Regions from separate parts of the Homo sapiens genome. Here region 1 is linked to region 2. A link is a contact called in ENCODE Hi-C data. All regions are on one chromosome and are shown on one strand. Each heading gives the region's core, a stretch centred on a gene start or an enhancer-like site at or near the end of the contact. The rest is flanking DNA. Distances are from core to core; before and after follow the strand shown.

Region 1 (5,179 bases), core at 863-3,362, 120 kb before region 2:
CTCCCTGTAGCCCCTTGAAAAGGGAGAAGCAAGAATTTGTTTTCTTGAGGCATTCTCAAAGACCGCATACCCAGGCTTTGTTGCTGGGATTCTACCTCTTTCTCCTGGTCTTTGCTCTTCCCTGGACACCAGATCCAGATCCAGATCCAGGTCCAGGAGGGACCAGGAAATCAGGAGGGTCATCCTGGCATCTGCCCATTTGTAGCTGATCAGAGCCTTCATGGCAGCCATGGAAATCATCGTGAAACTGTATTCACAACCCCGTGCCTTCTCGCTGAGCTTTCTCTGCTGCCCAAGGGGTTACCTGTGTGAGGCCTAATTACATCTGGACAGGCAGGCGGCAGAGACAACCCAGGGCCTTTGTCCTTTTTGTCAGTGTGAGTCAGTAGGCTACCATGGAGTCTCCCGGGAAGGGGGTGGGTGTTGGGGGGCAAAAGCCTGATTTTTGTGTTCAAAAAAAAAAATGTTTTTGCAGCTGACAGCTGTATGCAAACAGTAACAGTACATTACAATGAACACCTTAAAATATGAGGAATCAAGACTGTTGACTTTGGGTGAAAAGCGAGTGATTCAGGACCAAGTGATTGAGTAGCTCCGATCAGGTCTGGTTTTATCTCTTCCTGATAACACAGCATTGGTTGTTACAGGGACAAAAGCAGGAGTGATGTATTTGGCTAAATCTTTAATCAATAAAATAGATTAAGGATCATGAATATGGAGTTTTCTTTTCCCCTTAGGATACTTTACTTATACTGTGCTACAATTTAGTCCCAAAGCACTTTCAGTGAATTAGGAAAAGCTGTCACTTCCTTAATCTTGTACCGGCGAACAGCTAGGTCAGCGAGGTACAGGCTGGACACTTTTGTGCAGGGTACATCCAAGCCAACTGTACGTGGCATGCTGCTGAAGTTTTCATCTTCGCGTCTTTCTTCCCTGTTGGTCTCTTTGTACCTCTTTTCTGCTTTTGTCTTATTGATGAACTGTATAATACCAATCAAGAGTGCATGGAAATATACTATTACTTACAGTAGAAACAGTCAGTGAGGGAACCAACTACTCAGTCTCAAAATGCGCTCTCAGAATATCTGGAATGTTTCCCACAGAATTGGTGATGTGTAGAAACAGGCTGTCTTTGATCTGGTAAAGCAAATCCATTTTCAGAAGCTACAATCTGATAAATATCATTCATCCTCCATTTCTCTCCTGGAGTGATGTTTTCCTTTCTTACGGAAAACACATAGCCATAGCTTACTTGTATCAGCATCGTACGATACTAGAACCACTACGCGAAAGCAGTGTCAGTGGCACCACTGGAGTTAACTGTAATTCAAAGGAGCAAAAGCATTACGTATGAGGCTTTCCCATCCTGACTTCTAGAATTCTAGCTTTCCAGTGGACCTCTTGCAAGGAATCTGAAATAGAGAAAGAAACAAAAATATGTAGTATAATTTCACCAGAGTTTTTCCTCAACCTTAATAAGGCTTAAAAGGCCTTTCCCTCCACTGCTGTGTTTGGGAGTGGAGGAGAGTTCCTATTAAATGAAAACACTGATCATTCTCTGTGTGCATAAGCTGCACCCACATAACACTAATGGTTAGCACCTTTAACTCTTGCACTCTGGGATGTAGGACAGATCCTCACCAGGCATCCTCTGTCTTTTCTGTTTCTGACTGCAGACGATAGCATTTCTATTTAGTTTAGAAAGCAGCAGGTGCTGTGTGCATAAGACTTCCAGGCTGCACAAGAAAGCAAGCAGGTTATTGCAGCCACAATAGGATGTAAGAGGAGGTGCACCCTCCCTTTCTGCTGAAAGGCAGAAATGGAGGAGGGGAAGTGTCTGTTGTATGTTCCTTGGTAATTCGTGCTGCAGAGTTGGACTGCTCCCTCTTAGCTTGAAGACACTCATGTCCCCTGAGGCTCACGGGAATGGTCAGTGAGGCCACAAGAAATGTTTTGAAGCCCAGGCGGAGACTTCAGATTCCTTTGCATGTAGAAGTGTTGGCCAAAAATAGCAAATACCAGTCCTTTCCGAAGCCTCTCCCACTCTCTGGGATGCAGACAGTACAGGCAAGCATCACTAGGTGGCACAGCTGTCCTGGTGTCTTACTCTCATGGAGCCACACTTAAAACTGCTGTGGGATGCTTTGATGAAATACCCGATAGGATTCCTGTCCAGAAGGTGCCAATACAGAGCATTCAGGTCAAGTGGAGGATTCTTTTCGCAGGGGATCACTGGATTGACTCTAGGAGAAAGAGAAGCTATGCATGCCGCAAACACCTGCACACCACCATTCATCCTGCCCAGGCTGCTGCTGAGTGGAGCTCAGGCTTGCAAGTTTGTGGATCAGTGTGCCCCACAAAGCGTGCTTATCTCTGCCTCACCCCCTAGGGGGAGTGGGGATAGGGGTAGTGGAAAGTAGGTAGCCAGCCCCTACTTTCTGCTGTTCCCACTCCAAAATGTACATATTTGTCAAAACCTTCCAGATTCCTTCTGAGTGGAGGATGTGGCAGTATCACCTTCTGTCTACCCTGAGTGCCTCACTCCCCTCTTCCTTCTGCCATCCTTCCACACCCTGCTCAGATGCAGCCTTCTGAAGATCAGTCCAGCCCACGATACCCTCCCTGCCACCTGAGGTGCCATAGCATTACGTTGTGTGGTTGTTGAGTCAGCAAACATGGGCTGTGTGTCAGAGCCTAGAGAGCACTACCCTCTCCACTACTTCTGTCACCTCTGGGGAAATGCAGAGGATATATGCTGCCCCTAAGCAGCAGCCACTATAACGTGGTGGTTAGCTGACCAACAGACTTGTTTTGGCTCTTGTTCACCACCTACTAGGTATGTGCTTTATTTTAATAAGTTAGTCAACCTAAGACTTGGTTTCCTCACCCATAAACTGGGATAATAATAGTACCTATTCATTATGATAAGAATTAAAGAGCAATCCTTCATGGAAAGCAACTGGGATGGTGCCTGGCACATAGTAAGTGCTCAATAAAGCAGGTCTTACTCTTATCGCAGGAGAAGGTATCACAGCCAAGACCAACCCCTGACTCTTGTGACTCTGCGCCCTGTGTATGTTTTACTCTTACACATGCTTGCATTCTTTCTACTATGCCATATTGCCTCCTCTTAGTGTTTAGAACATCTCTTGCCCCCCAGTTGTTTGTGCCTTGAGTTCTCTTTTTCACAAACTAGCTTGGGAGCTCCCTGAAGACAGAGACCATATAGAATTACACAGTGTCCTTCTACTTTATTGTCACGATGCTTTAAGAGAGTTATTGACTGTAATTATTAAATTCTAACCATGGAAAACTTCTCAATGTTGACTTTAAAAATTGTTTGAAATTTTTTAGAATTATTGATATCATGAGTGAAGTAGGTTCCCAAACTATATTTCAGAGGACAAAGTTTGTACACGTTTTCCGTAAAGGGCCAAAGAGTAAATATTTTAGACTTTGTGAGCCACGGGTGCGTGTCTCATGACTCATCGCTGCGGCTGCAGTGTGAAAGCAGCCATGGACGGCATGTACACAAATGAGGTTGGCTGTGGGCAGTGAAAATTTACGAAAACAAGCAGTGGCCAGATCAGACCACATGGGCAGTAGTTTTCTGACCCCTGCTCTAGGAGGTGATAAAAAGTGTTCAGGGAAATGGGTTCTGTGGTCATATCAAACGTGTTGGCTATATATTGATTTGAGTCATCTCACTGCACAGCACTCATTACCATATTAAAAGCCTCTGAGAAGTCCTGCAGTTAAGAAGTACTTGGGCCGAGTGCCGTGGCTCACACCTGTAATCCCAGCACTTTGGGAGGCTGAGGCAGGCAGATCACTAGGTCAGGAGTTCGAGACCATTCTGGCTAACACAGTGAAACCTCGTTTCTACTAAAAATATGAAAAATTAGCCGGGTGTGGTGGTGTGCGCCTATAATCCCAGCGACTCAGGAGGCTGAGGCAGGAGAATCACTTGAACCCGGGAGGCGGAGGTTGCAGTGAGCTGAGATCATGCCATTGCACTCCAGCCTAGGCGACAGAGGGAGACTCCATCTCAGAAAGAAAAAAAGAAAAAAGAAAGAAAGAAGTACCTGTAGCTTTGTCTGACCTATAGTTTCCCCACTTCCGTAAGTGTGGAATATATTGTCCATAGCCTATCAGTGCGTTAACATCCTGCAGACTGGTACTCCTCATGCTACCAGTTAGAAATGCTGGATTTTTTTATGTTGACTCACAAAAGTCCACCTACTGTATTTTTTATGGTAGCATCTTTGCATTTATAGTATTATTATTTTCGTTTGAGGACATGGACTTGTATGATCACTGAATTCTGCAACTTTGTGTTTGTCCACCGAAAGAATTTGGCACCTCATCAGAAACGAGCCTCATGCATTAAATCCAAATGGGAGGATGTTAGACGGGGGGATATCACCATGCTCATCTCTGTGCTGAGCTCCAACGTAAGTGGGAGTTCTGAGAAGCCGTGTGGTTTAATACATCTGTCTCCTTGGCTGCTGTGCCAGCTTTTCATGACAGTGCTTTTCATCATCTGAAACATGTAATTGCTTTTGACGACAACAAGAGAATTGTGGCAGGAGAACTCTCCGCAGTTTCCGAAAACACTGAGCCTCCAGCATTTCAGGTCCAGTCAACTTCAGCAGATGTGGTGTTGGGACACGAGGGTGTTCAGATGTGTGGGGGTGTCCAAGGGGGAATGATTCAGAGCCACTGCCTCAGTTTTTAAAGTAAGGATTCGTGGATAGTCTTTGTCCCCAGTACAAAGGCATAGCGGAAAACCAAAGTGGAAGATGGTGTGGAGGAAGAGGTTCAAAGGTGATTTTGTTTTTTGCATCAGGATGATCCTTGACTGTGTCTGAGGCCAAAAGTAAGTCTTGACTCCCATGAAACTCCAGGAAATGGCCGGCACTTGAAGAGCCGTAAAGAAGCAGCCCAGACCTCACTCTCCTGCCAGCCCCTACTTAAAACCACCCCTTAGGCTTCCCACACAGATGAGAATTGTTCAGGGGGACTCTATGGGTCCTGTTGGACTCGACGTCAAAGTGTCCTGAGTCCTGAGCTTATGACATTTCTACAACTGCACACAGCAGCAGATAGTCCCTGTCAGGCAGAATAATCGGAAACAGGCTGGCTTCTCCGCCATGACGCTCACCGGGCTTTCAGGGCA
Region 2 (5,833 bases), core at 2,861-5,360:
CGACTGGACATTTCTACTATTTTCTCCTCTGCCCCTAACAAAATGTCTGTCTTACACATTTCATCAATAATAACTGCTAGTTTTTCTAACTAGCTAAGAGGTACTTAATTCTCAGCACACAGGAAAAGATGAAGTATTGAGCAGAAGGGCTTGTTTCTTGACTGCTGCCACTGTATGGTCACAGGCAGTGCCCGTCACTCTGGCAGAACCATCCTTGCTGGTGACTGCACACAGTTGCTCTCAGGGGTGGATAGAGCACTGTGATCCCCGTTTGGGGGCTAGGTGATGGTGACGGTGATGGAGAGGATGCCGAGGCAAACATTTTCACTTCTGTAGCTACTGTGGACAAAGAAGGTGGACACTTTTGAGCAGAGGCTGAAGGTGTGACAGGTGTGCAAGGGTGCCCTCTGTTTCTCCATCCAGGCTGTTTCTGGAAACGTGCCCTGTGCTGCTAATTACACCAGCTCTCTCCATCAGAGCCACTTCACAGGTTGCCTAGCACAAGGCTAAGCTGAAAACTAGGTAAAAGCATCCTACTTTGTTCAATCTAAGAGATGGCTGCTGTGAGTAGATAGACAGAAGACTGTAAGGAGCAAGGCAAGTCATTTTGTTCCTGGAGATGGGTCTTCCTTTTACTAAGAAGGGCTTCCCCCAGGGCCATAGATACCTCTGGGCCATCAGATAGGATTGGGTCCTAGCATCATTGTTTTTCTGCTGGAACTTTGCACAGGGACTCTGATGGTTTCGTTACTATGCAGACCTTCCCATGGGTAATATTACCATGATGAGCCTTCAGGCTGAGTAACTGTAGGGCCGGCCACATGGGGAAACCCTTGACTTCAACTGGTGATGAATTCAACAATGTCAGTCTCAGTTTGCCCAACTCAAAGAGATTTGGGCTCAAACTTATTTTGGGATCATTGTCTTCTGTCTGCAGTAAACAAGAATGTTCTCTAAAAAGGGCAAAGCTAACTTTTGGGAAGATACACGTCTTAGGAATGACTTGTCTGCTGCGGTCTCAAAGGGTCACATTTTGCTGATCATTTGTGCAGCATCTGGCTGTTGAAGTCCACCTCCTCCAAAGCAATGAAGGATGAAGCTGCCAATTTGAGTCTGATGTTTTATTTATCTGGACTGGTAACTTTATGTATGGTGTGTTTCTCTGTTTGGGCCTCAAGGCCGGTTAAGCAAAAGGCGGGAAACATAAATAAGTAATGGATGGAGAGGGCTGTCCATTTATAGACTCTCGACAATGACCTGATTTTCTGTTCCAGTGTAAGCATTAGTGTTGCATTAGAGTAATATGTAGCCATAGATGTTTTCACTGGTGTATTTGGTGGTGATAATCAGGAGAGACATATTCATGTTCTATTTTTATAATAAAAATTAAGAAACCTCAGGCCACACCAAGGGCCCTTACTGGCAGCATGGACACTGTGGGTTTGAACAGTCCATTTTCCTCAGCTTGTGTGGGATCACTGTGTTCTTTTCTGCTCTCCTCCAGTTTCTGGTTATTATTAAACAACCCTTTGTGAAGGATTAACTCTGGCTTTTCTCCCAGCGAGGAGATGTCTACACAAAGCCAGAATATCCAGCCAATTACAGGCAAATGGGTTATTTGGTGTAGTGCAGGAACAAATGACTGGTTGGCAAGCCAATTCTTCACTTTTTGATGGTTTCCTTTGGCATGGAAATAGTCCTCTGTAGTACACAGTGTAAATGCTTGTGAGCATCTTTTTATTCATTCATTCAGAAAATATTTCCTGAGGGCCCCCTGTGGGATTCATTATTTCTAAAATGGGGATAATAATAGTACCTACTGCATAGAATTATGTGGATTAAATGAGCTTATAATGTGTAGAGGTTTTAGAACAGTGCTTGGCACACAGTTAACGGCTTAGACAACATAAGCTTGGCTGTGGAGTTTGTATTTTATAGGCAAGGAACAGGCAGTGCAGCCAATGGCATAGGTGGATGTGTGCTTTAGAAAGGTGCTTTCTGTGGGAAAGTAGAGGACAGATTGTAATGGAGCAGAGCCTGGAGGCAGGGAGACAGTCATACCTCTTGTCCAGCCAGTGATGGCTTGAGGGCTTTCATTTGCCTTTCTTTGGAGTAGCCAATACAGTGGTTCTCAAAGTGTGGCTCCCAGACAGGCAACATCAGCATCACCTGGAAATTTGTTAGAAATGCAAATTCTTGAGCCAGTGTGATGACTCATTGACTCATACCTGTAATCCCAGCAACTCAGGAGGCTGAAGCAAGAGGACTGCTTGAGGCCAGTAGTTCAAGACCAGACCAGCCTGGGTCACATAGTGAGACCTCATATCAGAAAAAAACAAACAAACAAACAACAACAACAACAACAACAACAACAACAAACTCTTGGGCCTTATCCCAGAGCTACTAAGTCAAATACTCTGGAGTTATGGCCCAGCAATCTGTGTTTTTGTTTTTTTTTCTTTTTACAAGCCCTCCAGAGGACTCTGACCCTTGCTAAAGTTTGAGAATACTGGTCTAGTCTCTTGAAGGAAAGTGGAAAAGAGAACTTTAGCAATGTCTTCCTTTCTGCTCCCCCATTTGGCCTCCACTGGGCCAGCATAGGGCAGGTGCCAAGCTTTGGGAAAGGTCTCCCTGCATGAGGCAGGCAGCAGTCTCCTTGTTAGCTAGTCACACGGAAGCAGGAGACTTGTTAATGTAGATCAGGACTGCCTGTTGAGCACAGCAAAACCAAACCTCAAATCTCCTCCTGGCTTACTGCCAAGAGGGCACTGTGACCCACCCCTATTGATGCATATGGTGTGGAGCTGGAGCTGGGGCTATGCTAAGTAGGTGTTTCTTTACCGAACGACTGTCAGCTGCAAGACTCCAATGCGCTTCTCATCACTTTGAGAAATGAGGGAGCCCAGCCTCTCTGGGCCCTTCAAAAGCAGATGTTGCATCTGGTTTGTGGGAGTCTGTGTGCACACACCCAAAGACATTTCATGGCCAACAGAATGGATCGCACCAGTGCCTCTGCTTTTTCCCATATGAAAAGCTTGTGTCTGGGCTGGTTTTTATTACTGATGTGCAGCCACCTCTGGTATGAAATACCACAGCTGTAGATAATTTTAGAACATCCATCTAGATTTTCTAAATTCATTCATTTGTTCATTAGTACAGATGTGTATACCCTGGCATGATGGGAAATTGAAAGGGGAATAAGACATCCTCCCCCACCCCTCTTCCTTTAGGAGTATGCCATCCAGGAGGAGAGAGAAGTCATCCACACAAATGCCTGCGATTCAGAATAATGCGTTCTATGTCAATAGGAAGGTACCAACAAACTGTGATGTGAGAGATCAAGGGGGCTTCACAAGAGAAGAGCTGCGGAAGCTGCTTGGAGGAGGAGGTCGCATTTGATCTGAGCCTGGAAGCGTAGGCAAAATTTCCAGAGGCAAGGAGAGGGCATCTCAAGAAAAGGGCACTGCAAGGGCACAGGGAATGGGAAATGCACAGTACATTTAGGGAGAGTGAGTGGTCCAATTTGCTGAGAACGTAGGCTACAGGGAGAATAATAGAGGAAGCTGAGGCTTAAAAGATAGATTGGGATTTGAATACCAGGCTAAGAAGTCTGGACATGATTCCATAGGCAGTGGGAGCCAGTGGAGAATTTGGGTTGGAAGATTAGTATGATCATCATGGCACTAGAGGACAATTGGGCTGATGATGAAATTGGGATGGGTAATACTTGAGGCCCACAGTAGGAGACTTGCTCAGGGTCACAGCCCTGGGAAGCAGCAGAATCAATACTAGAACTAAGCATTCTGTGTCTGCAAGTTCATGACTGTGGGGGGCAACCTGGAAACTCCTGGGTAAGGAAGAGGAGTAAGTTTTTAAGTGAAAGGTTGTCTGACGTAGGAAGCCATCAACACTCTTCAGGGATTGAGGGGGCAAGAGAGAGCCAGGCCACTGAGAGAATTCAGCTGCTTTTCTGTTCCACACTCCTTGGTTCCTTATCAGAAAGAGCATTCATCCCTTTGCAGACAAACACCAGAGGTCCTCAGTGTCACATGCCAGCCAAGCTCAGAGCATCTCAACAATGCCAGGGAGTCTTGGCATGGGGCTGGGCCATGGGCTTGGTTCTGACTCAGAGAAGTCGGAACCACCTACTGAGTCATTTGCAGGAGCTGTGGTTTCCTGGGAGGTTTCCCAACCAGTTACCCACCCCGCCAAATCGCTGGTAGCTTGCAAGATCTGAAGGAGCCGCAATTCACAGTGCCAGGGCTTCAGGCAAACTCAAGCTGCATATCTCGAGCTGTTGCACAGAAATTATTTCCTTGCACTACATGGAGAAACTTGGCCCTTGGTAGTAACACGTAAACAAATGAAACTTTTTAACATACCTGTTACTTATTTGATCTTAGGGAGATCTCAGTTTCCTTACCTATGAATGAGCTACTATGAGTAAGCAGCTGTGATATCTGAAGGAATTAATGGTTTTTAATGGTTTCTCTTTAGGACGGTCCAGAATGACCCAGCCCTAATCGTGGCTGAGTTTACAAGACACTGCCTTGGAATCTGGTCCAAGGCAGCTGCTCATGGCATCTCCATTTCTTCTTTGAGAAGCTTTACTGCTTCTCAAGCAACCCCACCTTCTCAGGTCCCTCAGATTTTCCCCTCATTAGTAATCTTGGACATTTCAAATACCATGAATTCTTTCTACTCCAAAGGATTGGTTTTCAAGGTGAATTCAAAGACATTGATACTGCTTGTTATTCCAAATAGAAGTTGCCCATCTCCCTCCAGTATAGGATCTTCATTTAAAAAAAAAAACTCTTGATTCAATATTTTTCTAGATATTGCTTTGAGAATTCAGGATTAGAATTGGTACCATAATCAATTCTAGACCCTAATTTCTGGCATTTCATTATGTTTAGCTGCAGTGCCAAGTTGAGGCAATGGCTTAACATGGCTCCCTGACATGGTGTTAATATTGAAGGAATCAATATTTAGCTGGAGAAATGAATATTTAGCTGGAGAACTCAGCCAACTGTTTTGAGTCTGAGCTATCAGCCTCATAAGGCAGAAGAGCTTAGGGAGAAGGCTGAGGTTTTTGCCAGACCATGTCCCATCTCTTCCTGCCCTTACATTTGCTTATGAGGTCCTCACAGTGGCTGGTGGCCTATAAGGGGGCCCTTCTGTAGAACTCTGTGTGTGCCAGAAGAGGCAGCTTTGGCCCTGTGCAAGACACTCTGGAGCATTAAGTCTTGGCATCAGCCATGCAACTCTTGATACCAGTGCCTGTTTTCTAGAGGCAAAATAAGGACACTTCATGAGAAGAAAGGAGTAATCAAATGTCGGAGACTTGAAAGACTGCAGGAGTCTGGGAGATTGGCAGGGCTTAGCTCTGGAAGCTGAAGCCAGGCCTCTTCTCTCTTCAGCTATTCCTCCTGCAGCTATGAGTTGGGATTCTGCTTCCCCATGGAGCCAGAGGAGTGAGTAAGGAAGAGTGCTTGGGCAGGGAGGGGCTGTTCGTGGGTGGCAGGGCATCCAGTGGAGGCCTGTAGGCTGCCCTTCACTTCTGGGACAGGGGCTTTGTGCCTCTGGGCAGTGAACAGCCTACCTCCCAATGTGCCTCCGTGCCTCCTACTCCTGTAAGCCTGCCTGGCCCCACTTATGGACCTGGAGCCTATCTGCTGCTCTAGGCAGACTCACCTTCTCTTTCCCAGGTGGAATTTTCTCACAGACAGGGAGTTCTTCCCCAGACCCTGGACCAGTCACTCTTCCATGTGGTCTTCCCCCTCTTCCCCCTGCCATTTAAAATACACATTTAAGGGGTAAGTCCCTCTCATAA

What was found. A loop is a pair of places that touch in the nucleus more often than their neighbours do. Pooled maps may share reads with other maps.
Region 1: a map of MCF 10A shows a loop between it and region 2 (15-fold over the local background). The contact joins two enhancer-like sites. A Hi-C loop is called at or near these places in 7 of 168 maps with a recorded cell type or tissue (MCF 10A, PC-9, Right ventricle myocardium inferior and 3 more) and 11 of 50 pooled maps.

Annotation. Positions count from the first base shown.
Region 1 is chr15:61,048,549-61,053,727 of GRCh38, reverse strand. The region is part of intron 1 of RORA (RAR related orphan receptor A); the gene reads left to right. The region is part of intron 1 of LOC107984805 (a long non-coding RNA gene); the gene reads left to right. Among named protein-coding and RNA genes, the nearest start is that of RORA, 180 kb to the left of the region's middle. RefSeq lists a silencer at 3,605-3,764. Within about 2 kb of position 2,112, at least 2 of the 41 ENCODE cell types and tissues checked have a DNase peak (open chromatin) inside an H3K27ac peak, as active enhancers do.
Region 2 is chr15:60,931,013-60,936,845 of GRCh38, reverse strand. All of the region lies in intron 1 of RORA (RAR related orphan receptor A), which reads left to right. Among named protein-coding and RNA genes, the nearest start is that of RORA-AS4, 170 kb to the right of the region's middle. RefSeq lists an enhancer at 3,702-4,901. Within about 2 kb of position 4,110, at least 3 of the 41 ENCODE cell types and tissues checked have a DNase peak (open chromatin) inside an H3K27ac peak, as active enhancers do.